Linked DNA regions of Homo sapiens: all the other regions are linked to region 3. The links are chromatin loops, found by intact Hi-C in ENCODE. Cell type or tissue: dorsolateral prefrontal cortex. All regions are shown on one strand.

Region 1 (4,000 bases), 180 kb after region 3:
ACCTCTTTGTCTTCCCCTAAAGGAGAACATGGGGATAACATGGGTGTGTGCCCACAACACTCTAGGTGCAGAGCCCCTGTGGCAAAGTATTACAGGGTGTGGGTGGGGATTACCCTGAATCGGGGATTTTAATGATGGAAGCAGGCAGAGCCTGGTGGGTGATTCTGTCAACAGAAAATTGCAATCATGCAGGGGCTGGGAGGGTTAGGATGAAAAAACTGGGGCCATTGGAGGCCCACTGTAGGTGGGAGGGAGCTGATTTTGGGGTGGGGGGTGGGACTAGAGGGCAATACTGAAGGGGTTAAACAGGTTTTTGCTCCTCAAGAATTTGTTTGCCTGGGCCCAGGATTGGAGGGCTTCACACCAATACCCTGTGTATACAAGAATCAGATTTATAATACTTCCCCTTTTTTGTTACGTATGAACACTATAAACCAAATTATTTTGAAAACTGGTGCATCACCTTGTCCTTAGCAATAAAATGTGTTGAGCAGAGGATTGGCTGTCTGCCCCAAGGAGCCCACGTGGCCCACGTCAGGCTGGGGGGTGTATCTAGAGTCATAGGCTCTGGAGCGGGGCTGTGTATTTTAAGACAAATCAGTAAGGCATTCCCTAGGAAGTTCCAGAGAGTGGGTCCTTTGCTTGTCAAGCTCTGTATTAGGCCAAGTATGGTGGGTCATGGGAGCAGGGACACTTCTGGCTCTGAGCACCTCTTTGTTGTGCTTGCTCTGCCTTAGAGACGGGCAAGATGAGGTAACAGAGGAAGCACCAGACCAATGAGTCCTCTCAACAGAGTATCTCTCACTGCTGCCCCATTTGATACATCTTTGTTGAACTGGCCTAAGTTCATGCCAGCATCTGTGCTCTATACAAATTGTGGAACCAGTGGGAAGGATGGGTGCATTTTAGGTGCTTGAAAAGCAAGGGACTCAACCTCCAGTGGGATCCTCAGATTGCTCTCCGAGCTGTCTAGTTGGTGAGAAGCTTCCCTGGAGGAAGACCCAATCTCCTTTGGCTGGTAGATCCCTGAGGTCAAAGTGGACAAGGATGGGGAACCACAGAGCAGGGAGGGGGGCAATGAATAGGTGCAGGACTTGGGTGCCCCGGAGCTGCACCGGCTGGCCCTTAAACAGCCAGGCACTTCCTGTGGCATGGCCCTGTCCAGGTGCAGGAGAGGCTTAGGTCAGTTCAGCTGCTCTGGATGCTTCCTTGTGTCCCTGGGGGTTGAGAGGTGGTTGCTACTTGGTATCTCATTGTGGAGAAAGGGAGGTGCAGGAGGTGATCTTTTCTATGTCAGCTCCCTCCTGGGGCCCAGGGAGGGAAGTTGGCCTTTTTTTTTCTTTGCCCACACTCCACTTGGGGATTCCCAGGGGATGTAGCAAGGGAGGCTGGGCAGAACCAGGCCTTAGTGGATTGGTGAGAGAACACTAATCCATACATCTTTGGAAGAGAGGAACACTTCACCAGCCTTTTTACACAGGATCCCTACCTTTCTCGATGACCCCACTGCCTCCAGGGGTGGGCGCTGGGTTTAATCCCAGCAGTTTTTACTCAACAGCTGACCAGTTTTCCAGAAACTGCACTTTTTTTTTTTGGTCAACCTAATAACTCTTAGGAAACTGCAACTCAGGTGATCCAAATCACACAGACCGGCCCGTTCTCTCCCCTACTGGCTGCCTATGCAGTCGGGTCGACCTCAAGAGAACTGGCCCCAGCCAAAAGCGGCACCTCCCGGCCTGCCAGTCCCTTCCTGCCTTAGGCAGCTCCTCCCAGAAGCCTTTTTGTAGGGCAAACTGCCTTCCCTTTGTAAGGTAGGGCCTTTGGATCCAAGGTTGCAGTTTAAAGACCACCCCGACTTTGTTGAGGAATTAAGTTTTAAATTCCGCCCCAGGCGGATAACACCAGGGCTCAGCCGCAGGAATGAAAAAGGAGTGGGAGGGCTGCAAAGTGTACGTGGGGCTTGGAGGCCTTGTGCCACGCGCGGACTAAAAATGTTCTACGAGTCTCTTAACGCTCACCCCCGTGCCCCCTTACCCACCAGGGCCCACGGAGGTCCGAAGCTTTCGGCCTCAGTGAGCGGAATGGGTGCGCTCACGACCTGGAGGGCGAGATGAGATGTCCCTCGGCGTGAAGTGGCCGTGACTACCCTAGCACTTTGCGTTCCCCGCGCGGGCGACGAAACACGCTCTCGAGGGGAGAGAGCCGTGCGTCCTCTGGGCCGTGAAGCCAGGGGAAGAGGGTTCCTCTAGACAGCTCGATGTGCCCGGGAGAGACACCCACGCTGAACCTGCAAGCTGGGGTGCTCCACCAGCGCGAACCTCTCGCCCCGCACTCGCCGCAGCACTGCTCTCGTGGTAGGCGGGGTGGGCGGGACGGCAAATCCGCGGCTCCTGCGTCTATTGGGCTGCTCGGGGCAGCGCAGCTCCGCATTGGCCAGGCCCTCGCTCCGCCCGGCTTCCGCGAGCCCATTGGTCGCAGGCGCCCGACCGGGTCGCGGCCGCGCGCTCCGCCCGCCGCTGCGTCCCCACTATGGCGGCGCCCATGCAGCCCAGCGCGTTGTGGGCTCCCGCCGGGGTCCCCCGCGGCTGTCGCCGCCGCCTACGCCGCTGCCTCCGCCTTCCTGCCCCGCGTCGGGCCGGGCGCCACCTCCCCCCTGCCTCCCTCTCCGCTGTGGTAAGGGCCTGCCCAGTGCGCTTCGGGGCGCGATGGCTGACCGCGAATAACGGTCGCCGCTCCGCCCCGCCCCTCCCCCGCCGGCCGCGGGTCCCGGGCTGGGCGGGGCGCGGAGCCCGCGCGCTAGTGCCCGGGAAGGCGGGGTCGGGGCACGGCCCAGTCGTCCTTCGGGCTGGGGGCCCAGTACCTGGATGACCTCTCCTGGGTGGGGGCCGCCGAGCCTGGGGGAAAGGCCGGCCGGACGCAGGCCAGGAGGTCTGAGATCATCTCCGTGTGAAACCCCGCAGCGCTGCGCACCTTGGCGCAGAGCACGGACACCGTCATTCGGGCCCTGCTGTGGGAAAAGGAAAGAAAAGTCCAGGGAGCGCCTGAGCGGGAATCGGCAGCGTTTGGGTAGCGGTTGTCATTGCTTACTGCTCTAGCGGGGGCCAGAACTGGGGTCAGTTTGATCGGCAAAGTACGCCTCTCTTGCTTCCTTTCCTTCTGGCACTTTCCCCCGTTGTGTCCTCGGTGCTTTTGCTTGCAAGAGAAAATATCTTAGTGAGGAGGGCAGGTTTGGTTAGGAGAGTGTCCCATGAACATTTTGGATTCCTTTTTACAACAATGTCCATTTTTATGATTCCTCAGTAAGCCTCATTTATGTTTCCTTCACGTATGAGGAAGGAGTGAAACCTGATAACTGAATGTAATTAATTGAGGGAAGGACCAGTGAAGGCGGCTATTACCTCAGAAAGTAAAATACTCAAACTTTTCAGTGGATGTACTGTGAATTATAGATAGCTGGACATTAAGGTAGGAAAAAACTCTTATTAGGTTACTAAAAGTAAGATAGTCCCCATGACAAATTAGGTTGTTTCTAAGGCAGAATTATCTTGTAGAGATGATCACTGAAATGTTTGGTGTACTTTCAAGTCAACAGAGGATTAAAAGGAAGCTGGCACAGAAATTTATAGCCAAATGATACTTTCAAATAATCTCTTAAGGCAATACAGCTCCTCCTATGATTAGAGATTCTTAAGGATATTTTGAGATATTAAGTGGTGAATCTCTCCATTTCGCGTGTCTAACTGTCTAACCATGGTTTAATAAAAATAAAATGTTAACGATGAAACAAGACATTCATGTTCTCAGAGACTAACAGACTTTGTATCAATCAATGGAACGCCTCTTGAGTACATATTTTATGCAAGGCATTGACTGAGGGGAAACTCAAAACCATTTAAGATAAGAAACTTGCTCTAATGGGCCTATAATATACTTGAGGGAATAAAGCACACACATGACAATGATAACTGTGATATGGTCTCTAGAATTCCAAGATGGTAGG
Region 2 (4,000 bases), 76 kb before region 3:
TGTCCAGGAAGTACTGGGGGTCAGTGATGCGGGTGTTGATGGGCTCCAGCAGTCCCACGAGGTCCTCCTAGCAGCATGTCGGGTGCTGTGAATAGAGCTCCTTCCCAAGTTTGTCCCCCATCAGTCAGTCACTGGTCAAGGCCCTCACCTGTTCCTCTGACCTAGGCTGGCAGCCTCACGTGCTGTCCCCACTGTGCACCCCCTTCTCCGCACACCCACAGAGACATGTAAGTACGTGTGTGTTTCCACCTTTCTCACCTGAGCCAAAACCCCAGCTGCATGCCTCAGGTTCTCCAGAAAAACGGCCTCCATCTCAGCCTTGACTGCTATTCGATCAGCTCCCTGGGGTACTCGGCCAGCCATCAGGTGGATCCTGTGGGGAAGATGGACTGGAGGCCTTGCCTCCCTTGGCTCTCTCTGCACCTCTTCCAGGATTCCCTGACTGTGCCAGCCCTCGTCCGTCTCCCCAGGTCTCCAGTCCATGGCACCTGGGTCACGATGCCCAGGTATCCCAGCACTTTCAGAGACACTTCAGTGATGGCTGAGGGGCAAGCCCTTTCCCAGACATCTCAGTGTCCACCCACCGCCTCCTGCCTCCAGTACTTTCCAAAACCTTTCCTTCCCTCGGTCCTTCTCCGCAACCTGTAACCTGCTAAATTCTCACCTTTAAAAATTGTCCTGACCTTTGCTTGCCCTTCTCAGGTATTCCATGCTGCTGTCTCTACTTCCTCTCCTCGCATCTACTTAGCCTTTTCCCATCTGTTTTCTGCCCCCACCATTGACCAGTAGTGATCCCCTCTTGCCAGTTCCTTCTGAGCCTGTTTGGCCTCTGCAGGATTTGACATTTGAATCAGCCCCACTTTGAGCCGTCCACCTCCTCCCATCATCCCCTGATCTTAGCCACATCCAGCTCCAAGCAGACATTCCAGGCCTCCCCATCCCAACAGGCTACATACATGTCCAGCCTCAGGAACGCTGCCAAATACACCAGGCCTCCTCTTGCCACAGCACCCTTGCAAGGAACACTCAACTTCCTGCCCATCAAGCAATGCCCACTCCTTGAAGACAGTCCAAGCATCACTACCTGTAAGCAGCTTTCTCTGATCCAGACAGGGTTAGGTGCCTACCCTGCTCCCACAGCTTCCTGGAATAGGCCTGTCCTCAAATGCATCACTGTATATATTTACTCTCCTATCTGCCTAGGCAGACTGAGCTCCCAGCATGGGATCCCAGCATGGGGTGAGCATGAAAGAGTGGCAAACAGAGTGGCATAAGACAGATAAAATACAAAAGGCAATTTACAAAGGACCAGGACCGCAGAGGCAGAGATAAACCAGTGGGCTCAGACTTCTGAGCGTCTCAGATCTGGCGTCCTCGACTCCCTGAACCTGCATCAGGGTCATGGGTCACAGGGGTGGGGGTGGGGTGGAGCGGGGTACCTGGGACAGCCCAGGGCTTTGGCATACCGCACGGCCTGCTCCAGTCCCTCTCGGAAGGCCGCCTGTCTCCCGGGGACGGCCCCCAGCCCCATTTCCCCCTTCTCTTGGTCTCCTGCAGAGAGAACGGGCCTCAGCCCCCGGCTCGGACACTCCCCTGCCCGCGCCCCGGCACCCCCCAGCCCTCCCAGCCCTCCCGGCCCGCGACGCACCCGGGGGCGTGTTGATCAGTACAAGCCGCAGCCCCGCTTCTCGCGCGGCGCGCGCCAGCGCCTCAGGCGTCTCCGCGTACGGCCAGGCCACCTCGACGGCCTCGAAGCCCGAGCTGCCCGCGGCCCGCACCCGCGCGGGGAGGCCGGAGAGCTCGGGGAATAGCCAGGACAGATTGGCGGAGAAGCGCAGCGGCGCCATGCCTGGGGAGGCCGGGCCGGGCGGAGTCCGCGGGATCCAAAGGCGGCGGGCGGCGGGCGGCGGGCGGCGGGCGGGGGCGGGGCTCTCCTTGCTGGCCCTGCGAACGAACGAGCACTGTTCGTGGTTAGAAAAGCGAAGTGCTGTAAAAACCCGGGCCTTCACGAAAAGCGCCTACGGTTAGCGAGAGAGGGATCACGGGGAGAGGCGAAGGGGCGGAGCGAGGGCGGCCGGAAAAGGAGCAGGACCCGCGCCTGGAGAAGGTAGGGAGGCCGAGCTCCAGGGCCTGAGAGCCGGACGCGAAGCAAGAGAGAGCTGGCTGCCCGAGGGCCCGGTTGCAATGATGGGACGCGCACTTTAATACTGAGTCTTTCCTCTGATTATAAAAATGCTATCTGTTCGTTAAGCAACATTTGAAAGCTGTATGACCAAATAAAGAAGCACTTTTATACCGCCAGTTATCACACCACTAGCCTGTTGGCTTTCCCGTCCAAATTTTAAAATATGCAATTTTTTTCTTTGGAAATTCTGATCATTCGGTATATGCTGTTTTATAGCTCTTTTTCATGGAATATTATTTTGTGAGCATTTCCTCGTGTTTTCCAATAGCCTTCAAAGTCAGTGCCTTCGCTGCTCATTGTCGCACACCTAAGCAGCAAGTCATTATTGTACTTTGTGGTTGGATATCGTGTGTGTGCACGCGCGCTGCAAGCGCACTTTCAGGCACTTCTTAGTCCCTATCTCTGACTCTTTTCCGAGTCTTTTTCTAGAGATGTCCATCACAGTGTTTGCCCGTTCACGCCGCTAGTCTTTTGCAAGGGAAACCGCCCCATTGGAGCAGCTATGGGTGAGCTGTCCCTTTTTAGCCTTAGCCTCAGCTGATTGGACCAGGGAGGTCATCTGATCCCAGGGCAGCCAATCCATAGACTGGCCAAAAACCTCTTACTTGCGTCGTTTGGAAAGGTAATTTAACCAATCAAGAGTTCAAACAAGGAAATGCTGAGAGTCAACAGGTGGTGTTGCCAGAAGGTGACTGGGCTGTAGAAACGAAATAAGACAGTCCTATGGTAAAGAAAAGCTAGAGCGGAAAGGAGGGGAACCAAGTCCTGTGAATAGAGGTAGCACCCTGAGAAACCCATGTCATCCCAAGGGTGCCCAAACCCATAGCTGCCCCCAGGTCTGTGCACTTAAGGCTGGGATGCTTAGACTTTCCTGGGTTTCTGTCTCTGTATAGCCTCTTAATGTTTCTTGAGATAATTTGAATGATTTTACTTTCATCTACAATAACCCAACTGATTGGGCAGGTTCTTATGGGTAGAATTACATGGTCAAAAATAGGAACATATTTAAGTTGTTGATATCTTAAATTTCCTTTGAAAAATATAAATTTATATCCCAACAATTCATGAGTAAACGTCATCTTGATCTATCGTCTGTGCTAACTTTGACAGAGAAGCTTAAAGTGCAACATTAGGAACACCCAGCTCCCACTGATTGTTCTGTCAACACTCAACTCCATCTCAAATGAGGCCAGCTCAGACACCAGGGATCCAGCCTGATCCCGTGGTGAACCCAAATTCTTGGCAGGTTCTGTTTCTTCAGCTCTGCCTCCAAGAACAGACTGCTGCCAGCTGACACTGATCACCTGATTTCATGCTCTTTTGCAGCTGGTTTTACACTAGGACCTTTGCCTTGTCTTGGAACGTGTTTCTCGTCCAATCAAGACCTCACTAAGCTTAACATTGTAATCAGTCCCAACTTTAGTGTGTTTGCAATCCAAAATTGACAACAAAGAGTAACATCTAGAGGAAGTAATTCCTTTATTACCACCTCACTGTTGATCTCCGAGTATGCAAATTCTATTTATGATGTTGACAGCTGCTGAGCTCTGCGTCAGAAACAAAATGTGTCCAACTCCCGATTGTCCACCCCTTTTTTCCTTGGACATGCCTTAGGGCAGTAAAGATTATACATAAACTAGACATAGGTGACTCACTTTCCCCTTAATTCCCTTACAACACCTTCCACCTTCACATAATATGCTCAAATAAATATATAAGGAGTGCAATGTCCATGAAAATTATTTGCTTTATTCACCTTTGACTATGTCTTATCCCACCTTGCAACACAGGCATGACACTAAGTTATCACAAGTT
Region 3 (4,000 bases):
GCTGCCAGAGCTTCAGGACTACCAAGGCCCAGGCTAGCAGGCACACAGGCTAGCGAACACCACGAGCCCCTCTTCTAGTGCATGCCAGGGCTACAGAAGACTGGGGCTGGATGAGCTCTAAGACTTGGTCAGGGAGCTGTTCCCTCACTTAGTCATTTATGTCTGATGGTTCCTTGAGCACAGATAGGAAAGTCAATCTTCATTCTTTAACAAATATGTATCAAGTATCTATTGTGTGTGAGGACCCTGTGCTGGCCACTGGGATATGACAGGGAACAAGGTGGACTCATTTCTCCTGCCTGCAAGGAACTGCTGTCCACAGGTCAGGGAGATAGGCACAGATACAAACAGTGGTGACAGCCAGGATGGCTTCCTGGAGGAAACAATGGTTCCAAACAGGTACAGTTGGCTCTGAGGTGCCAAAACACACTAAAGGTAGAGCAAGTCTTTTATTTTATTTTATTTTTTAAAACAGAGTCTTGCTCTGTGGCCCAGGCTGGAGTGCAGTGGAGCAATCTCCACTGCAACCTCTGCCTTCCAGGTTCAAGCAATTCTCCTGCCCCAGCCTCCCAAGTAGCTGGAATTACAGGTGCACACCTGGCTAATTTTTGTATTTTTTTTTTCTTTTAGTAGAGATGGGGTTTCACCATGTTGGCCAGGCTGGTCTCGAACTCCTGACCTCGGGTGATCTGCCCGCCTCAGCCCCCCAAAGTGCTGGGATTGTAGGCGTAAGCCACCATGCCTGGCCAGTAGAGCAAGTCTTAAGGGGCATTATATTATAACTGCATGCAAGAGAAGTTAGGACCAGTTTGGCTTTGTGCGTGTGTGGACTGAAACCCAAAAGCCAGAAACTCTCTGCATGTGTCCCTCATGGAGCCATATGGTCTCTAGTCTCTGTTTTTCAAAATTTGCAGGACTGATGACTGATTGGACAGTGGTGCAGGAGGGAAGGTCTCTGCATGTCAGTGATTAAATTGCTGAAGATGCCACTGCCTGAGACGGGCAGTATTGAAGGTAAGCAGATCTGGGGTGGGCGGGACAGAGGAGGCTCTTAGTTATATGGATCTGGAGCTCACAGGAGCGGCCCAGACTGGAGATAGAGACTTGGAAGTCATCAGCATATGGTTGGTAGTGGTCAAGATGATCCAGAGAAAAGGGGCAGAGCAGGAGAAAAGAGGAGGCCTAGGACAGAGTCCCGGAAGAGCAGAAGACGAGGTGGTAAAGGAATCAGAGACAGTAGCCAGTGAGGAGAGGGTGGGCCAATGAAGCCAAGGAAAAGAACTGTTTTAATAACTCAGCAATGGGCAGGAATAATTGGCTGAAAAGTATACTTTTAAAATTTGGGGGCCGAGAGGGAATCTCTAAATCCTCAAAGTTCTGGAAAAAAAGGCAAAAATGCTTAAAGATGCATAAAATTTGCAATACCTCCCCCGTGGTGCACCAAAATTACCAATGGTGAAAAACCACTCACTGGAAATATTCATTTTTGATCCGTTTGTCATCCAAACCAAATTGTCCAGAATCACTGGAGCCAGTCCCATCCCCTCCTCATACGCCAGGGGGCGCACACGCACTGTTTGTGAATTCAAGTTCAGGACAAAAACAGGCAGTGAATCAGGTGGTTACCAGAACCTGATTCCTCAGCCCAGATCCCTGAACACCACAGCAACCATGCCCTGCACATTACCACGTGATCCCTGAATCCAGGCACCTCAACGATCTCCAAATTTTATTTCTCACCTGACTCCAAACTTACAGGGTTATCAGAAAGACCCCACAGAAGAAACCCCACAGAGGAGAAACCTCATCTCTTTTTCTGCTCAGTTACCTGACCCAGGGCAGTGGGGGTAGGTCCCCCATCCTTCATGGTGAAGCCTAGCAAGCGGCGGGGGGAGGAGGGGTGGGGTAGATAGGAAAGAGCTGGTGTGGCTTTGGCTGACTCTTAAGTGGTTTTAACACGGATTGCGTGGGGGCGGGGTCTGGAGGCAGGGGCGCTTGGATTGAAGCTCATCAAATCCCTCTGATCAGTAGGTCTTGGAATAAATCTTCAGGTAGGTTATTGGTTTCACCCAGAAATTTCTAGGGTCATTATTTGAGTTTGGTATGAGAAGTCAGAAACTCAGTACTGACATTTAAATTACATTTAGAGGGCATTATCATGTCTTTAATTCCGAGGCCAATGTAAGGTTCACAGCTGGAATTGGTATAATATTGGGGTATTAGTCAGTCTCTGCTTGGGGTTGACACTAGGTCAGAGAAGTGGAGGGTGAACATGAGGATGAAGGGGCTTTGTGTGGAGTTTCTGCAAAGCCAGTCTTATCTTGGGTTCCAAGATTATTATTAAAGCTGGGTTGGTTTAGGGTCCTAAATGGTCTCAAGTTTGGGTGGGGTTTCAGGTCAGTATCTGTGTTTGGGGGTCCTTTTATGGTGACCCAATCCCAACTCTGGAATTGAGAATCGAATTCAGAGTGCATTGGTGTTGATCTGGGAATGGGAGAGCAGTACTGGAGTTTTATGTAAGGCTTGGGGTTCAGAAGAGAGATAACTGGGGTCCATAGCAAGGTAGCTTTTGGACTTTAGGGTTCATTTAGGGACTGGGGGCTGAGCATTAGTACAGGGTTCCATTTAAGGTCCAGCGTTGGTGCTAGCGTCACTATCAAGGTTAGGGCAAGTAGAAGTAATAAAGAGATTTAGAGTCAGAATTGGTATTTGGGATCAGTATAGAGGTTCACAACAAAATTACTACTTGTGCTAATTTGGGGGCAGATTAAGGGCTTTGGACTCAATATTGGGTTTAGGGCAAGGTGTGGGCTCAGTATCAGGTTCAGATCTGTATGGGGAGGAAATGGGGTCCTAGAGTGGTATTAGGTTCATGCTAGGGCTGGGAGCCACTAGAAGGATCTGGATGTAGTATCAGAGTTTGGTCTGTCTATGTTCATTATTGGGGTTCGGGTTCAATATTGAGGTTCCGGTCGGTTTCGACTTGGCGTTGGGTTGTGGCCTGTCTGGGCCTCAGCGGCTCCGCGGCTCTACGAGCGAGAGTGCACGAGGGGAGGGGCGCCGCCGGGGGCGCGCACGGCAGGGGCAGGGGCGCGGGCGCGAGCGCGAGGGGAGCGCGCGGCTGGAGCTGGCGCGGGAGCGGCGGGAGCGGTGGCGGCGGCAGAGGCGGCGGCTCCAGCTTCGGCTCCGGCTCGGGCTCGGGCTCCGGCTCCGGCTCCGGCTCCGGCTCCAGCTCGGGTGGCGGTGGCGGGAGCGGGACCAGGTGGAGGCGGCGGCGGCAGAGGAGTGGGAGCAGCGGCCCTAGCGGCTTGCGGGGGGACATGCGGACCGACGGCCCCTGGATAGGCGGTGAGTGACCCCCCGGCCCCCCACCAGCCCCCTCCGCTCCCGTCCCTTCCCCGCTCTCCTTGCCCTCCCCGCTAGTCCACCCGGCGGAGCTGGGGGCGGTCCCGGGGGGGACGAGGGCGCCGCTGAGGCCGGGCCGCGCCCCCACCTGCCGCGCCCGCAGCCTCGGCGAAGCCCCCCCTCCACGCCCCAGCCTGGCGGCTCCTCCCCGCTCACCCCGCGGCAGACGCGCCCCCAGCGCTGCTGGCTGGCTCGCTCCCCGCCGCCCCTCGCCGCCTCCCTCCCTCTCCACCGCACCTTAGCCGCAGCCCGCCCCCCCCACCCAGCGCAAAGTTTCCCGTTTGCGTTCTTGCTCCCCCTCATCGGTCCCGCCTCGTCCCCCCTTCTAGCGCGGACGCGCTCCGGGGGCGGCCCTCAGACCCCCCAGCCCCGGGCTCCGGGCGGGTCCAGGCCGCGCCCCCGCCCCCGCCGCACAGGCGCCCCCTCCCAGCCGGCGGGGGATCCGCAGCCGGCGCGCCCGGGTCTCGCTCGCGGCCCCGGCGCACGTGCGGTCCCGGGCTGCGCCGGGCGCGAGTTTGAAGCCCCCCCACCCCCTTCGTTCGCGAGCACGGGATGGGGAGGGGCCGAACGGGCTGTACCCGCCCCCAACCGGGTG
Region 4 (4,000 bases), 72 kb after region 3:
CAGGTTGAGGGCTCCTTGTGGAGCCTCAGTGAACACACCTACCCAGAAACATCCCAGGAATGGGTTCCCCTAGCCCCTCCTCTCTGAGGGGGCCAGTGGCCACAGCTGTGGCCAGTGGGGTTCCAGAGAAGCCACTTCAAGTGCCCCCTTCTGGTCCCAAGAGGTTCGGAAGGGAGCTGGGCCAGAGGCTCAGGGACGCTGCCCATTTAGTCTCAGACATCCCATCATGGGGGCGGTAACTCGAGTCTGGGCTCCCGGAGGACACTGAAGATGGAGGCCTGCTCCGTAGCCCTCTCAGGACTGGGTCATTCTGTTCCTCGCCAGTGGGAGAGCAGTGGGGCCTGGTCCCGAGCGTGGCCACAGGGCCCAGCTGTCCCTGTGCTTCTGTCAAGGGCGGCACATTCTGTCCTTCACGCAACAGCACCATCCCCTCAGCTCATCCCCCATCATGCCTGAAGGAACTATGTGGTGCAGGTTCCCACCCCCAGCCTGGAAGTGTGGAGCCAGACCTGTCTCCTTTTACGTCAGATTCCATCTCCCTGCCTCCCTTTTTCCCCTCTCGTGGCCTGCATTTCTCTCTCCTTCTTGGAGTCTCTGTTTTTGTCTTGCTCTTTCTCTTCTCTCTCCTCCTTCCTTCCCTCCTCCCCCTGCCATTCCTCTGACCCCTTTCCTTCATCTCCATTTGGTTTCATCCTCCGTCCTTCCCTTCTTTCTTGCTCTGCCTCTAGCGCAGGACAGGGTCCATGTGATGTGAGAACCTCCACGCCAAGGCTTGGTTGGGACAGCCCAGGTCTCCCCGCAGGCAAGGAGACTGGAAGGGACGTGGGCCCAGCCACACCCTATAAAGTGGCCATGCACTAAGGACCTGTCCAGAGTCTCCTCTCATATTCTGTTCCATGCTTCTTGCAAGGACTTTCCAACAGAGTGTCCCAGGACAGGAGGAACTTAGGCCACCCAGCATGGAGGCCAGTGGACAGAGGCCAGACCGGCACTGTGGGGGTGCTTGGGCTGGAGGACCCCAGGTACTTCCGGCTTGGAGACATCCTGGACCATCTCCCTGTGATGTTTCATGGGGCCTCAGAATGGAGACCTCACAGTCCCTCCACCTGTCCATCTAGAATATCTACATGCACCAAAGGCCCGCAACACTGCCAGCCCCGAAACATTCCTTCCTACCTTAATCCTCAGACACCCCGAGGAAGGAACGGGTATAGGTGATTTCCCGTGCCTGTGGGCTACAGCCCAGGCTCTGAGCTTGGCACTCACAGCCTTCATAGTCTTGCTGACTGGCTTGCCCTTGGGCCCACCCTGGCCATGTGCCCTGTTCACCCCCAACTCTTACTGTTGTGGGACACTTCTCATGCCTGGGGTGATTGTGTAATGTATGATCACATCTGGGATGCTTTGGCGGGTGGAAGGAGACACTGAATAGTCAATTCCATGGCAACAAGCACAGGCCAGGACTGTCCGAGGCAAACCAGGGCATATGGGCACCCCATTCACCCCTCAGTGTCTTCCTTTCCCTTGGCCTGAGCTGTTGAACCCACCCTTCTTGTCTGGCAGCCTCTCCCTCCCAGCAAGCCCAAAATTGTCAGAGCATCTGTAGCTGCTTTGTGTTCTTAGGGCCTTCTGTCAGCGGGTCCTCTCCCTGCAGGCTGCCTGCCCTCCCTGTCTCCCTACCCTCCTCAGCCCTGGCACACCCAGTTGGTGCTCAGTGAGGCAGGGATTCAAATCTTTGAACCGGGAGTTGTTCTGGGGTGCTACCCCCATGGGTACTTTGAGGCCCAAAAGCCCTCCCTCTGTCCTCCCTGGGCAAGGTCCCTTCCAGGCCAGGCCCTCTCCAGGTCAGAGTCCTTCACCATCCTGTCTCCCTTTCTCTCCCTCTCCCGCGGTCAGTGGCGGCCAGAGGAGTCCGAGGACTATGTAAGTAACAGGTGTGCGAACGCGGACAAGACATGGGTCAAGCTGGGCTCGTGGGACGCTCCTCCTCTCCCTCCTTTCCTGCTAGCCTGCACTGCCAAGATCCACAGGGCTCTAGCCACATCAGGAGAAAATTGGCGTTTAGACACAAGCACTGAGCTGAGCAGCGATTGGCATTTCCTCTAATCCTTACTTCTTGCCTGTCGAGCAGCAATTTGAGGCCAGTGTTCATGATCGACCAGGGCCTGGCCCCTGCCCCGGCCAGACAGGGATGGAGTTAAATCCAATCCTGATCGTTAGGCCTTATTGATCCCTGGAGTGAAAAATCACCTGCTTTAGGGCCCAGGCTGGGAGGGCTGTCTGGAGAGTCGGATTCTGGCATTGGTGCATTCTGGAGCCCCAGCCCTGGGAGACCCTCCAGCTGTGGCAGGAGGGGTCCATGAGGGGGTGGTGGCAGCTGCAGGGGCCCCACTCAAGGCCAGAGCTGGAGGGATACCAGGGTTGATGACGGCTCTGTTCCCACTGCACGGTGGTCCCTGCCCTGCTTCCCACTCTTCTCTCTGTGTGGTGTGGCTTGACCTCCCATGGTGTTTCTCCGCATGTCCAGAGATGATGCCTTTGCTGCAGATGGGTATATGGGCAGGGTCTGCCAAGCGGGGAGGACATTGCCCTGGCTGCTGTCTCAGGCATCACTGAGAACAGATGTGGAAGCCAGTTCCCCAGGTGTGGAGGTTTTCTTATTCTCCTAGCCCCTCCCCTGCCTTTCTCAAGAGGTATTGCAGGGTATAGACATTCACAGAGTTAGTGGCCTATATGGGGGCAGCGGAGTCCTGACTGGGTCCTATAGGATGGCACCTTAGCCCATCCTGCCACCTTGCTCTGTCTGTGCATGCATGCACTGGTGTCCACAGGCAGCCTTACGCCTGCTTATGCAGGAGCTGTAGGCTGTGTGCGTGTGGCTGCCAAGAGCCACGCAAGGTGCTGGGTGCGTGCGAGGCTGTGCCCTGTTGATATCCTCAGTCTCCGTTCACAGCACAGTGGAGTGAGGGAAACAGTCTGGCCCTTTGTTCTTGTCTGAAAAGAATAATGAGCTGTCTGCCCCAGGCGTGCGGCTCCTGGGATGGGCGGGGTCCTCCCAGGCCTGCATCCTACCTGCCTGCTTCCTCTCCAGCAGAGGCCACCATTGTATAGCCCCACCTTCCACAACCCCTGGCCTTGTGTGCCCCGGGGCTCCCCTCAGGCTAGGGTCCTGAGGTCCCTGACAAGGTCTGGCCTCTCCCTGCATTCTTGTGATGGGAACGAACCCCTCCTCCTCCCTCAGGAAACCACTATCAGCGGCCTGACCCCGGAGACCACCTACTCCGTTACTGTTGCTGCCTATACCACCAAGGGGGATGGTGCCCGCAGCAAGCCCAAAATTGTCACTACAACAGGTGCAGGTGAGTGAGGGGTCAGGACGGACCTGAGGGTGGGGCAGCAGGAGGGCAGCGCCAGAGCCCAGCCCGTGGTCCTTCAGTCCCAGGCCGGCCCACCATGATGATCAGCACCACGGCCATGAACACTGCGCTGCTCCAGTGGCACCCACCCAAGGAACTGCCTGGCGAGCTGCTGGGCTACCGGCTGCAGTACTGCCGGGCCGACGAGGCGCGGCCCAACACCATAGATTTCGGCAAGGATGACCAGCACTTCACAGTCACCGGCCTGCACAAGGGGACCACCTACATCTTCCGGCTTGCTGCCAAGAACCGGGCTGGCTTGGGTGAGGAGTTCGAGAAGGAGATCAGGACCCCCGAGGACCTGCCCAGCGGCTTCCCCCAAAACCTGCATGTGACAGGACTGACCACGTCTACCACAGAACTGGCCTGGGACCCGCCAGTGCTGGCGGAGAGGAACGGGCGCATCATCAGCTACACCGTGGTGTTCCGAGACATCAACAGCCAACAGGAGCTGCAGAACATCACGACAGACACCCGCTTTACCCTTACTGGCCTCAAGCCAGACACCACTTACGACATCAAGGTCCGCGCATGGACCAGCAAAGGCTCTGGCCCACTCAGCCCCAGCATCCAGTCCCGGACCA
Region 5 (4,000 bases), 120 kb after region 3:
GGTTGCAGTGAGCCGAGATCACACTACTGCACTTCAGTCTGGGCAACAAGAGCAAAACTCCATCTCAAAAAAAAAAAAAAAAAATTCCTAACACCCCAGAGCATTCTTTGTGCCACCCTTTCCCATCATTCCCTGTCCCCTACCTAAAAGTAACCAGAACATTGACTTTTATTGCTATAGGTTAGTTTTGCTTAGAATATCGACATTTAAAGCGTGCAAAGGGGCTGGGCACGGTGGCTCACGCCTGTCATCCCTGCACTTTGGGAGGCCAAGGCGGGTGGATCACTTGAGGTCAGGAGTTTGAGACCAGCCTGGCCAACATGATGAAACCCTGTCTCTACTAAAAATACAAAAAAAATTAGCCGGGTGTGGTGGCGGGCGCCTGTAATCCCAGCTACTCAGGAGGCTGAGGCAGGAGAATCATTTGAACCTGGGAGGCGGAGGTGGCAGTGAGCCGAGATCGTGCCTGGGCAACAAGAACGAAACTCCGTCTCAAAAACAAAAAAACAAAAAAGCAAGCAAACAAACAAAAAGTGTGCAAAGGGAAAGGTGAGCTTAAAAAGGAAACAGGAAAACTGGTCAGAAAAATGGGAGCATATCACGAGAACTTGATTTAGGCTCCACCTATCACATGCACATACCAATTGGAAGCTAGTGATACACAGTAGAGGGCCCTTGGAAATCATCTGGCAGCACCAGGAAATACAGCAAAATCCAGTTTATGGAACACAGTAACAGTAACTAGCGACTGTATCCATGTCCAGGACAGTGGAGTCTGTGAAGCAACCTGCAGTATCTTGTGCTTAGTGGCAGCAGGAAAGACAGTGGTGGATGAATTCTACCGCAGGATTTGGGTTTTCTTTATGTGTCCTGCAAGTTGGATTCTTCAGACTCGGCACTTTTGTGAGCCACTCAGTATAATCTATTATCTAATACTGTCGATTACCTTACTGGGTAAGGGCAAAAACCCCTATTGTGAAAGACTTGTGGCTGCGTAGCCAACGGCCATTCTTTTTGAAACAGTCATTTCTGTTTTTGAAACTATTTTTTTTAAAGATTTTTTTTTCAGTAGGCATGTACCCAGCCTGAGGCATAAATCATGATTGGTCCATAGCATTCTATGAAATATGTTCTTTTTGCCAACATTCATTAACTCTCATCTTTACAAAATTTGCAAGGCATTATTTTTTCCATTTTATTGATGTGAACTCCCAGGCTCAGAGAAGTTACTAGTTTTGAACACAGGCCTGACTCCATATAGCTCTTTCCAGGGCACTACCCCATTATTCATCCATGGTAATTCTGTATATTTTTTTATGACTCTGGTTGTGGGTATTTTACTTTCCTACTTGACCTTCCCCACTACCCTTGACAATCTGGGAATTCCTTAAGGCGACTCACTACCCCTCAGGAACCGCTCCTAATGACTTCTAGGAAGCCCCCTCGCCCTCCAGAAGTGCCTCTTCTGATTCCCAGGATGCCCCCCTCTCCGCCCCAAGAGCTGCTCCTAATGATCCCCCAAATCCCCGCTCACTGAGGAACTGCTTTTTTTTTTTTTTTTTTTTTTTTAGACGGAGTTTCACTCTTGTTGCCCAGGTTGGAGTGCAATGGCGCGATCTCGGCCCACCGCAACCTCCGCCTCCCGGGTTCAAGCGATTCTCCTGCCTCAACCTCCGGAGTAGCTGGGACTACAGGCATGCAACACCACGCCCGGCTAATTTTGTATTTTTTTTTTGAGTAGAGACGGGGTTTCTCCATGTTGGTCAGGCGGTCTCAAACTGCCGACTTCAGGTGACCCGCCCGCCTCGGCCTCCCAAAGTGCTGGGATTACAGGCGTGAGGGACCACGCCCGGCCAGGAATTGCTTTTTAATGACCCTAAGGAGAGCCTCCCTCATGGTCTGTCCTAATGACCCTCAGGGCAGCTTCCCTTCCCTGTTCAGGCTTGACAGCGAATGAGGGGTTTCCAAGGCCACGGGATTTTGTTTTGAAAACCGAGACACCCAGGACAAACCGGGACAAGACGGTCATCTTTTCAGCACTCCCTGAGCTCGGAAGCTGCCCCTAAGGGCCCCGACACATTTCCACGTTAGGCAAAGAGGATACTCATCCCAAGAAAACTTTGGCCTATCCTTTCGTTAGCGACATCCTATAGTAACCTCACCGCCCTTACCCATCTACCGGACCGGCCCACTTCCAGGTACTAGCTTCTTTCAACCCTGATTAGTTATGGGTGACCAGGAGCCCGCCTATGATTGGCCAGCTTCGCGATCCAGCTAGAGGCTCACTGGCCGCGGTCCCTAGTGGTACAGCGTTTCCTCCCGGCAACAGCCCGAGCCGGCGCTCATAGGCTGAGCACACTGAGGTCGGGACTGGGAGGTGGCTGCGGCGCGTGCTCATTGGCTGGTGTATGGCTTGCAGCCACCCTTGAATTGGTTGACTCTGTACGGCTGCGCAGATGCCGACTTTAGAGGAGGCGGAGTTTCGGCCTTCGCCTGCTGGAAAAGCAGTAGGATCGGCCAGTGGCGACAGCAGGAGCTGAGCCTAAGCCCTGGCGGGGCTTTGGGCTGTAGGTGAGAACTATAGGGTTTTGGAATTCTCGAGGATCATTGCCGCTGTAGCAGTGACCGTGAGTTTTGGTGGGGGAGGGGCGGTGGGGGTGGGTCTTCCAGCGGTGAGTGATCGGCATGTTTCTCGGCCAATAGGAGAAGGAGCTTCCAGAATGGGTTCTGAGATTGGTCCTTTCCAATCTTCAAGGCCAATGGACCTCGGGAGAGGGGGGCGGGTCATCTGGGCCTTATTTTCTTCTTCCTGCGGCCGAGCTTCACTCGCCAAGGCGGCGGGGCCGGGAGGGGCCGAACCTGTGCGCGGTGAGGTTCGGGGACGGTGGGGAGCAGGGTGCGCTGCCTTTGGAGTGATGCTCGCGGGAGCGGCTGCGAGGGAAGGGTGCGGGAGTCCGAGGGGGTTGTTAGCAACAGCTAGCTTTATTGAGTGGGTAAGTACCGGGCCTAGTGCTTAGTGCTTCGCTTGCATCATCTGAGCTAATCACAGCGACCCTGCAGGGCAGGGGGTTGGGATCCCCATTTTACAGGTGGAGAAACTGAGACTCAAGTCAGCTCACACAGCCAAGGTCACATAGCTAATAAACGGCAGAGACCGGATCTGTATTCAGAGTTTTGACTTCGGAGCCGGTGTTCTTGAATCTCTAGGCTTTGTTACTGATTGGGAGGGAAGGTGTCATGAAACGGGAGCTTTCCCCAGGGAACAGATTTGGGGGAAGGGAATCCTAGGGTTGAAGAAGGGATGAACAATTGAGGTGAGGGTGAGGAAATCAGTTTTTCAACAGTTACCGATTGCCTACTCTGTGCCATGCATTGTTCTAGGCATACAAAGATGAATAGGGGCAGAGGCTGATGAAGCCCATTAGGGCCCCTTTGAAGGCCCGGGGAAGGGCCCCAACATTGTATTCACATGATTGTATGTTTTTATAAAATGTGCAAAAGTAAGATATTTTGGATTCATTTTTCTTTTTAAGAGGGTCTTCAAAATTAAATAAACTTCGGGTTTCTCCACACTTGGAGCTGCCCTTGCAGAGGACTTAGTCCAGGTGGAGATGAGTATGTAAGCAGTATAGAGCAGTGGAAGGTGCACTTAAGAGTGGGCTGTGGGCAAATTTCCTGGTATGTAAAACAGGGAGAACAGTATACCTGCCATGCAAAGTTTCTGCCAGGTTCATGAAAAGCGCCTGTTTAGAAACACGCCTTATTTTTGATAGGAAGCCTAGGAGATACGGGTAACTGGATTTGCCTTCTCTCCTACCTTACACAGTTGTGCTCCGTGTTCTGCTCCCAGGCCTGTAACTAGATTTCTGGTGGATTGGAGGCGCTTTTCTCCTTTCTGAGCTCTCCAACTCTCAAAGAGAGTCTTGGAGCTGAACCGCCATACCTTTGGGCCCCAGATAGGGGGTACGGAACTGCTGGACCCTCAGTGAGGAGGGTGGGT
Region 6 (4,000 bases), 520 kb after region 3:
AACAGATGTCAGCCTGTGTATGAAGAATTCATCCACAAGATTTGGTAAAGGATAATAATAATAATAATAATAATAATAATAATAATAGCTATCATACATTCATTGGGTACTTACTAGTACCAGGCCAGTTCTAAGCACTTTTTTTTTTTTTTTGAGACAGAGTCTCATTATTCTGTCCCCCAGGCTGGAGTGTTGTGGGGGCAATCACGGCTCACTGCAGCCTTGACCTCCTGGACTCAAGTGATTCTCCTGCCTCAGCCTTGCAAGTAGCTGGGACTACAGGTGCATGCCACTACGCCTGGCTAATTTTTTAAAATTTTATTTGTAGAGACGGGGTCTGCTGGAGTTGCCTAGGCTAGTCGTGAACTCCTGGGCTCAAGCAGTCCTCTTCCTTGGCCTCCCAAAGTACTGCAATTACAGGCATGGTCTGCCACGCCCAACCTAAGCACTACACACACACTCACACACACACACACACACACACACACACTCATCTAATCTTCACAACAATCCTATGAAGTAGATACTATATGTTCTTCATTTTAACAGCTCAGGAAATGGATGTGCAGAGGTTAAGTAACTGGTTCAAGTCCATGTGGCTAGTAAATAGCAAATCTAGAATCTGATCTGAGGCAGTCTGGCTTAAAAATATGCATTCTTAGCTGGGTACAGTGGCTCACGCCTGTAATCCCAGCACATTGGGAGGCCGAGAGGCAGCTGCATCACTTGAGGTCAGGAGTTCAAGACCAGCCTGGGCAATATGGTGAAACCTGGTCTCTACTAAAAATACAAAAATTAGCTAGGTGTGATGGTGTGCACCTGTAATCCCAGCTACTCAGGAGGCTGAGGCAGGAGAATCGCTTGAACCAGGGAGGCGGAGGCTGCAGTGAGCCGAGCGAGATCGTGCCACTGCACTCCAGCCTAGACAACAGAGCAAGACTCAGTCTCAAAAAAAAAAAAAAAAAAAAAAGCATTCTCTGTACTAGGCTACAGACATGTCCTTGAAAGTATTTATGCTTACTTTGTTGTTGTTGCCTCCTGTGATTAGAAAATATTATGTTTAGATATGCTTGTTTTTATTTTAAAATGTACAAGAAGAAGTAATGTTGTATTAGTCAGTAAGCTTTGGTCATAGAAATGTTTTCTTTGCAAAGGGTTGCCCATTTTTGTTTTCCTAAGATGGAGCAATTGTACTCATAGCATTGAGCCACCCATTCCTCTGAGTGGGCTAATGAGAGGTTGGTCATGAATTTTGATCTGATGACTTTGAGGAGAGAGAACCGTAAGCACTGGTCCTGGGGTAAAGGGTGGTGTGGTAGGGAGGGAGGAGGAGGACAGATGGTGGGAACCAGAAGAACCAGGTCCAGACAGGCTCCAGCCTGGTCATGAGATGGGGCTGCCATGGTTGATAAATGCTTGAGGTTTGGTTGATGATCTGAGGCCCAGTTCAACTCTTGGCTTCCCCTGGAGCATTGCTGGGGACCCGGCACAGTGACATCAACATCACTAGTAGCCCATCTGCCATCAGTCACATCCATCTTGAGGGAAAGAATGCTTAGATCGTGAGAGCATCCTGCCCTGGGACCAAGGATTTGAGAATGAGGGCACGAGTCGGGGTGCTACTTCCTTCCTTGTTCATATCACCTATTTCCTTCTTAGGTGCCTGGTACAAGGAATAATTAGATAGAAACACATGGGTAGCTTAGATAGGGAAGAGGAAGAATCCCTTAGGAGTCTACAGACGCCATACTGCAACACATTGGCATTAGAAGTAGGATTGTAGTGTCCTCTAGTGGACACTTTGTGAATTTACATAGTATTATTTACTGGATGTGGCCAATAAAGGTGGGCTGAATCCAGAAAAGGGAAGATTGGCATCCAGAGTGTTTGGAGAGTGGGCCCATAAGAGAACATTGTGTGTGTATGTGTGTGTGTGTGTGTGTGTGTGTGTGTGTGTGTGTGCACGTGCACGCACGTATGTGTTGGGGGCTGTGTAGCTTCTCCTAACTTCACCATGCAGAAGTCAAGGAAACGGTTACAGAGGCAAAATGTGGGAGTAGCTAATGGCAATGGCCCAGAGAGATGAAAAAATGTGAGAAAACCAAAGCTTGGAGGTAGGAACTTTCCGATTCTTTTGGAGTAGACTAAGGTGACTTAAGTAGGAAAAGAACGCATAGCCAGTAACTCTCCCAACAGAACTGGATTCGTGCCTGGGGTGATTCAGGATGTCCAGTTAAGCTGGGAAATACTGATTCCACTGATCCCCTTCATTCACTCAGAGCAGACCGAAGACTGTGAGACTTCCTCCCCACAGTGAGCTAAAAGGACGCTTTTGTCAGAGTGGGGAAATAAAAGGGCTTTATGGGAAGGAAGATAAGAACAGATGAGTCAGAGGTTTCTGCTTAATGGTGAGTATTTTTGTCTTAAAATGTGTGTTTTTCTTCTTTGGAGAAGGTACTGCACTCTTTTTGTGTTTTGAGCTGGAGACTTTCTTTGATATGACTGGGTTTTAAGCTAGTTGGTTACAAATGAATATTTGGGGCTTTAGAAAATATTCTTTATGTTTGGATGGGATCTCCTAAGTACATAAATAAATTGTTTTATTATTAACCTAAGTTTCTCTTGGTGAAATTTTCTGTGTGTTTGACTGGCCACAGTGTAATTTGCTTAATTTTTGAACACAGTAAGATTTATCTACAAATTAGAGGTGTTGCAAAGTTGATTTAGTTTGATAATGATTAGTTTTCTTTGTTTTTATGTGTGTACACAGTGCATTGGGTTTAATAAGCTTTTTATTGGAGTAAATCATTCGTGCAGAAAAATGCATTAATCATAAGCATATAGCTTAATGCGTCACCACAACTTGAACACATTTGTGTAAACATAACTGTCTTAGTCTGCTGGGGCTGCTATAGCAAAATGCCACAGACTGGGTGGCTTAAACAACAGACATTTATTTCTCACAATTCTGGAGCCTGGGAAGTCCAAGATCAAGGTGCTGGCGGGGTTGGGTTCTGGTGAGGGCTCTCTTCCTGGCTTGTAGATGACTGCCTTCTCACTGTGTCTTCACAGTGTAGAGAGAGCATGAGCAAGCTCTCTGGTCTCTTCTTATAAGGGCACTAATCCCATCATGAGGACCCTACCCTCATCACCGCATCTAAACCTAATTTCTTCCCAACGACCCCGTCTCCTAATCCCACCACATTTGGGATTAGGGACTCAGTGCATGAATTTGGGGGGCACACAACATTTAGTTCATAATAATAACCATCCAGTAAAGATGCCTCTCTTGTGCTACCTCCCAATCCCAGCCCTCTGCCCTCCCCAAGGTGACCACTAGCTTAACTTCTAACCACATAGAGTTTTGCCTGTTTTTGAATTTCATATAGTTAGAATTATACAGTATATATTCTTTTCTTTTTGAGAGAAGGTCTCACTCTGTCACCCAGGCTGGAGTGCAGTAGCACGATCTCAGTTCACTGCAACCTCTGCTTCCCAGGGTCAAGCAATCCTCTGAGCTCAGCCTCCTGAATAGCTGGGACTACAGGCATGTGCCACCATGCCTGGCTAATTTTTGTATTGTTTGTAGGGATGGGGTTTCACCAGGTGGTCCAGGCTGGTCTTTAACTCCTGGACTCAGAAAATCCACCCACCTTGGCCTCCCAAAGGGTTGGAATTACCAGCGTGAGCCGCCGTACCCGGCCTATGTATTGTTTTCAATCTATAAGGTTTATCTGTGCTGTTATGTATAGTAGCATGTTCATTTCCATTGTGGTATACTATTCCATTGCATGAATATATAATAATTTATCCATTTTAGCTTTTCAGTTTCAAATAATGTGTATCTTTTGGAGTAGACTAAGGTGACTTAAGTAGGAAAAGAATGCATAGCCAGTAACTCTCCCAACAGAATTGGATTCATGCCTGGGGTGATTCAGGATGTCCGGTTAAGTTGAGAAATACTGTACATCTTGGAGTACAGTTACTGTCTCCTGGCATA
Region 7 (4,000 bases), 410 kb after region 3:
CCGGGAAGGCCTGGGGGTCTGTTCCACAGGTGTGCAGGCATTCTGTGTGCTAAAGGATGGGGATGAGGGTGGTAGCTGGGACCCAAGAGGAGGCTGGCTAATGAGGACTTACGAAGGCTCTAGGGCCCCAAAAGGGTGTTTGGGAGTGCTAGCAGTGGGAGCTCAGGAAGGCTGGCTGGGATCAGGAACGATGGCTCAAGGGGGAAACTTCTAGGAGCATGACTAGGCTGCCAGATCCATAGGAGGCTGGGAGGGGGACAGACCTAGACCAGCTCCCAGGGTGGCTCAGCTCTCAGAGACCAGGCTGGTATGGAAGCCTAGCTGGCCCTCCTGGGAGTGGCTCAGGCCTGAGTGTAGCTGAGGGGATGGAAAAGCCCACCCTGCTTGGAATCTGCAGGCTTGGCAGACTCTGCCCCCTTGTGGCCACAGGAAGCCATGACCCAGGCCCCATGTTTTCAGAGGGCCCATTAGCTCCCACCATCCCCCGGCTCTGTGGTCATCGAGGGACACCTATAGTCAGAGGAGAGAACTCAGGTGGCTCTGGGTCCAGAACACAGTTCACAGAGGGGCGAGGTGAAGCAGCTCTGGGTGGGCAGCACAGGCTGAGGCTTGGGGCTCACTATCATTAGATAACTCTTAGAGTGACCAGCTAGCACCCTAATTCTTCTCCAGCCCTCAGCTTCCTCTCCGGCAGCCTGGGGTGAAGGCCTCTGTAGGACCAAGTGTGTCCAGCTATAACTCCTTCCAGCCACTTCTGGCATCTCCAGACCTACAACGCAGAGCAGGAAGGTTCTGGGAAAAGAGGACCCCTCTCTCCCCTCCAGCTGTGTGACCTTGTAACCTTAGACAACCTCTGAGCTTCTCTGAGCCTTGTTTGCTCATCTGGAAAAAGGGGATTAAACCATTTACCTCATGGAGTTGTGAAAGAATAGCTGCAAAGCACCTAACACATAGTAAGGTTCCCAGTGCAGCTACTTCTGCTGGGTTGAGTCTAGCTGTGTAGGCCCCTTGTTCCTCACCTGGAGAAACTGGGGTGGCAGGCCGGTCCCCCACAAAAGATAACTCATCTCTTAATTTGCAAGCTGCCTCAACAGGAGGGTGGGGGAACAGCTCAACAATGGCTGATGGGCGCTCCTGGTGTTGATAGAGATGGAACTTGGACTTGGAGGCCTCTCCACGCTGTCCCACTGCCCCTGGCCTAGGCAGCAGGTGAGTGGTTCTCCCAGTGACTCCTACCTGGTACTGAGGAAAGGCGGCTTGACTGGTGAGGGAGAGCAGGGCTTGGCTTGGGCAGCGGTTAGGTGTGGGAGGGAAAATGGTCAGGGAGGGACCAGGTGAATGGGAGGAGGAGCGGGACTTCTCTGAATGGTCGGTGCACTCAGGTGATTCCTCCCCTGGGCTCCCAGAGGCAGCAAACCCATTATACTGGAACCTAGGCCCTTCCTGAGTTTCCCCTCCACACAGCTAGGAGCCCATGCCCGGCCTGATCTCAGCCCGAGGACAGCCCCTCCTTGAGGTCCTTCCTCCCCAAGCCCACCTGGGTGCCCTCTTTCTCCCTGAGGCTCCACTTGGTCTCTCCGCGCAGCCTGCCCTGTGGCCCACCCTGGCCGCTCTGGCTCTGCTGAGCAGCGTCGCAGAGGCCTCCCTGGGCTCCGCGCCCCGCAGCCCTGCCCCCCGCGAAGGCCCCCCGCCTGTCCTGGCGTCCCCCGCCGGCCACCTGCCGGGTAGGTGAGAGGGCGAGGGGGCGGGGCGGGGCTGGCCCGGGACACCGCGCGTGACTGGGTCTCATTCCAGGGGGACGCACGGCCCGCTGGTGCAGTGGAAGAGCCCGGCGGCCGCCGCCGCAGCCTTCTCGGCCCGCGCCCCCGCCGCCTGCACCCCCATCTGCTCTTCCCCGCGGGGGCCGCGCGGCGCGGGCTGGGGGCCCGGGCAGCCGCGCTCGGGCAGCGGGGGCGCGGGGCTGCCGCCTGCGCTCGCAGCTGGTGCCGGTGCGCGCGCTCGGCCTGGGCCACCGCTCCGACGAGCTGGTGCGTTTCCGCTTCTGCAGCGGCTCCTGCCGCCGCGCGCGCTCTCCACACGACCTCAGCCTGGCCAGCCTACTGGGCGCCGGGGCCCTGCGACCGCCCCCGGGCTCCCGGCCCGTCAGCCAGCCCTGCTGCCGACCCACGCGCTACGAAGCGGTCTCCTTCATGGACGTCAACAGCACCTGGAGAACCGTGGACCGCCTCTCCGCCACCGCCTGCGGCTGCCTGGGCTGAGGGCTCGCTCCAGGGCTTTGCAGACTGGACCCTTACCGGTGGCTCTTCCTGCCTGGGACCCTCCCGCAGAGTCCCACTAGCCAGCGGCCTCAGCCAGGGACGAAGGCCTCAAAGCTGAGAGGCCCCTGCCGGTGGGTGATGGATATCATCCCCGAACAGGTGAAGGGACAACTGACTAGCAGCCCCAGAGCCCTCACCCTGCGGATCCCAGCCTAAAAGACACCAGAGACCTCAGCTATGGAGCCCTTCGGACCCACTTCTCACAGACTCTGGCACTGGCCAGGCCTCGAACCTGGGACCCCTCCTCTGATGAACACTACAGTGGCTGAGGCATCAGCCCCCGCCCAGGCCCTGTAGGGACAGCATTTGAAGGACACATATTGCAGTTGCTTGGTTGAAAGTGCCTGTGCTGGAACTGGCCTGTACTCACTCATGGGAGCTGGCCCCTATTTATTATTTCTAAGTTATTTATTTACTTCTGTGGCTTGTCAGATCCTTTCCTGGGCAGCAGGGGGTTGGGAAGAAGAGGCTGGATGGAGATCATGCCTTGCTGATCGCACTCACACACCTCAGGCTGACTCAGCAATCACAGACCTGGCCTGGATCTTCGGCCCCCACCCAGCAGCTCCGGGATGGGAGGCATGGAACACAGGCAGGGGCAGGGCGGGCAGCAAGGGTGCAGTCACTAGTCCTGGCAGGCTGCTCACTTGGGCCTGGGCTTACCTCTGGGGAAAGAGACTACAGAGGCTTCTGTGGAGAAAGCCCTGTCTCTGTGACCTCTGGCATCTTTGTGGCCCCCGCTTAGTGGGTAAAGACACAGAGAAGCACCCATTGCCCCACCCCACTGTCATTGATCAGTGTCTTACCATCCAGGGAATTGTCTTGAGGGTGCCTTGTCAGATATACACATGCCTCTGCTTGCAGACAGGCCAGCATGGTTAACTCACTATCCACATTCCATGAAGCAGCCCAGGGCATGAGGGCATCTGAAAAAAACCGAGGGTTGGTAGAGGGTGCGGTGGGGTGCTGGCTCCGGTGAGCAAAGCACAGAGCTCCATGTGGATAAGGAGGCAGGAAAAGATAAGGGCCCCAGCAGGATCTGCATCTTGGGTGATGAACAAGGATATTCATTAATTCAAACAAATATTTATTAAGCACCTATTATATGTCAGATACTGATTATATGACAGATGCCAAGGATACAGAAGTGAAACAGACATGATCCCTGCCCTTGAGAAGCTTCAACCAGGAGAGACAGACAATAAGTAAGCAATTACAGTAATAATTATTTAAATTCAATTTGGCAAATGGTACGAAAAGGACAGGAAGCTAAGAAGTCCACACCTTCGTGGGGAAGAAAGGAGAAGTTACTGCTGACTCTGGCCTCTCATACCACCCCCAAGTCACCTCCAAAAGGCCAGGGCTATCCCTAAGCTTTTCTGGATATCCTTTCAAACCTTGTTTCCCATGTCCTATGCATTTGTATTGGGGAGGCCTCTATGATTTTTCTTTTTTGGAAATGAGATGGGGGCATGGATTTGGAAAGGATGCTAAGTCTGAGGAACTGTGGGACATCCAGAGGGGTTGTCAGGAGGCAGTGGGATCTGCTGGTCTAGAGCTGCCGAGGGAGGTCTGGGCTGGATTGATGTGACAGCTGTCAGCACAGAGGCAGGAGCTGCAGCCGGGGGTGAATGAGAGTACCATGAGAGATGGAGAGGGTCGAGGGCGAGATCCCTCAGGCA

What was found. A loop is a pair of places that touch in the nucleus more often than their neighbours do. Peaks named below come from ENCODE experiments on the same cell type or tissue, not always from the same donor. Only the 100,000 strongest peaks of a DNase experiment are listed, where the experiment ranks them.
Region 1: a loop joins it to region 3, with 3 times the contacts of the local background. A loop is called at or near these places in 22 of 110 quality-filtered maps.
Region 2: a loop joins it to region 3, with 2.1 times the contacts of the local background. A loop is called at or near these places in 9 of 110 quality-filtered maps.
Region 4: it touches region 3 in a loop (8-fold over the local background); 8 of 110 quality-filtered maps call a loop at or near these places.
Region 5: a loop joins it to region 3, with 6 times the contacts of the local background. A loop is called at or near these places in 83 of 110 quality-filtered maps.
Region 6: a loop joins it to region 3, with 2.9 times the contacts of the local background. A loop is called at or near these places in 56 of 110 quality-filtered maps.
Region 7: it touches region 3 in a loop (10-fold over the local background); 67 of 110 quality-filtered maps call a loop at or near these places.

The regions. Positions count from the first base shown.
Region 1 is chr1:43,705,021-43,709,020 of GRCh38, forward strand. It overlaps KDM4A (lysine demethylase 4A), which reads left to right. Exons shown (of 22, transcript NM_014663.3): 22 at 1-498. It overlaps ST3GAL3 (ST3 beta-galactoside alpha-2,3-sialyltransferase 3), which reads left to right and starts at 2,516. Exons shown (of 12, transcript NM_006279.5): 1 at 2,516-2,673. It overlaps KDM4A-AS1 (KDM4A antisense RNA 1), which reads right to left and starts at 2,321. Exons shown (of 5, transcript NR_033827.1): 1 at 2,039-2,321. RefSeq lists enhancers at 1,951-2,468, 2,194-2,273 and silencers at 2,404-2,903, 2,934-2,983. In dorsolateral prefrontal cortex, CTCF peaks have their summits at 2,416 and 2,684; DNase peaks (open chromatin) are centred at 2,391 and 2,942; H3K4me3 peaks cover 2,598 bases; H3K27ac peaks cover 1,987 bases.
Region 2 is chr1:43,451,947-43,455,946 of GRCh38, forward strand. It overlaps SZT2 (SZT2 subunit of KICSTOR complex), which reads left to right. Exons shown (of 72, transcript NM_001365999.1): 72 at 1-2,301. It overlaps HYI (hydroxypyruvate isomerase (putative)), which reads right to left and starts at 1,985. Exons shown (of 8, transcript NM_001190880.3): 1 at 1,649-1,985; 2 at 1,440-1,551; 3 at 259-373; 4 at 1-67. The coding sequence starts at 1,847. It overlaps HYI-AS1 (HYI antisense RNA 1), which reads left to right and starts at 1,981. Exons shown (of 2, transcript NR_174945.1): 1 at 1,981-2,107. RefSeq lists an enhancer at 1-761 and silencers at 1,552-1,611, 1,722-2,021. In dorsolateral prefrontal cortex, no CTCF peak of the experiment used is centred here; DNase peaks (open chromatin) are centred at 965, 1,675, 2,055 and 2,695; H3K4me3 peaks cover 2,174 bases; H3K27ac peaks cover 2,504 bases.
Region 3 is chr1:43,527,743-43,531,742 of GRCh38, forward strand. PTPRF (protein tyrosine phosphatase receptor type F) reads left to right here and starts at 3,141. Exons shown (of 34, transcript NM_002840.5): 1 at 3,141-3,348. RefSeq lists a silencer at 3,852-3,921 and an enhancer at 3,987-4,000. In dorsolateral prefrontal cortex, CTCF peaks have their summits at 1,551 (motif pointing right) and 1,750; DNase peaks (open chromatin) are centred at 1,569 and 3,079; H3K4me3 peaks cover 1,447 bases; H3K27ac peaks cover 2,170 bases.
Region 4 is chr1:43,600,175-43,604,174 of GRCh38, forward strand. It overlaps PTPRF (protein tyrosine phosphatase receptor type F), which reads left to right. Exons shown (of 34, transcript NM_002840.5): 14 at 1,897-1,923; 15 at 3,242-3,359; 16 at 3,437-4,000. Among named protein-coding and RNA genes, the nearest start is that of KDM4A, 48 kb to the right of the region's middle. In dorsolateral prefrontal cortex, no CTCF peak of the experiment used is centred here; no DNase peak of the experiment used is centred here.
Region 5 is chr1:43,647,682-43,651,681 of GRCh38, forward strand. KDM4A (lysine demethylase 4A) reads left to right here and starts at 2,468. Exons shown (of 22, transcript NM_014663.3): 1 at 2,468-2,571. RefSeq lists a silencer at 2,235-2,354. In dorsolateral prefrontal cortex, a CTCF peak has its summit at 2,305; DNase peaks (open chromatin) are centred at 1,890, 2,340 and 2,710; H3K4me3 peaks cover 2,426 bases; H3K27ac peaks cover 2,296 bases.
Region 6 is chr1:44,046,079-44,050,078 of GRCh38, forward strand. The region is part of intron 2 of LOC124904169 (a long non-coding RNA gene); the gene reads right to left. It also overlaps a transcript of KLF17 not described here. Among named protein-coding and RNA genes, the nearest start is that of SLC6A9, 17 kb to the left of the region's middle. In dorsolateral prefrontal cortex, a CTCF peak has its summit at 1,791 (motif pointing left); no DNase peak of the experiment used is centred here; H3K27ac peaks cover 1,514 bases.
Region 7 is chr1:43,934,508-43,938,507 of GRCh38, forward strand. It overlaps ARTN (artemin), which reads left to right. Exons shown (of 5, transcript NM_057091.3): 3 at 1,083-1,209; 4 at 1,586-1,724; 5 at 1,795-2,733. The coding sequence starts at 1,150. The coding sequence ends at 2,258. It overlaps LINC02918 (long intergenic non-protein coding RNA 2918), which reads right to left. Exons shown (of 2, transcript XR_947283.2): 2 at 3,389-4,000. Among named protein-coding and RNA genes, the nearest start is that of ARTN, 2.7 kb to the left of the region's middle. RefSeq lists enhancers at 825-1,419, 1,420-2,014 and silencers at 1,959-2,008, 2,129-2,318. In dorsolateral prefrontal cortex, CTCF peaks have their summits at 415 (motif pointing left) and 2,318; a DNase peak (open chromatin) is centred at 424; H3K4me3 peaks cover 1,513 bases; H3K27ac peaks cover 2,447 bases.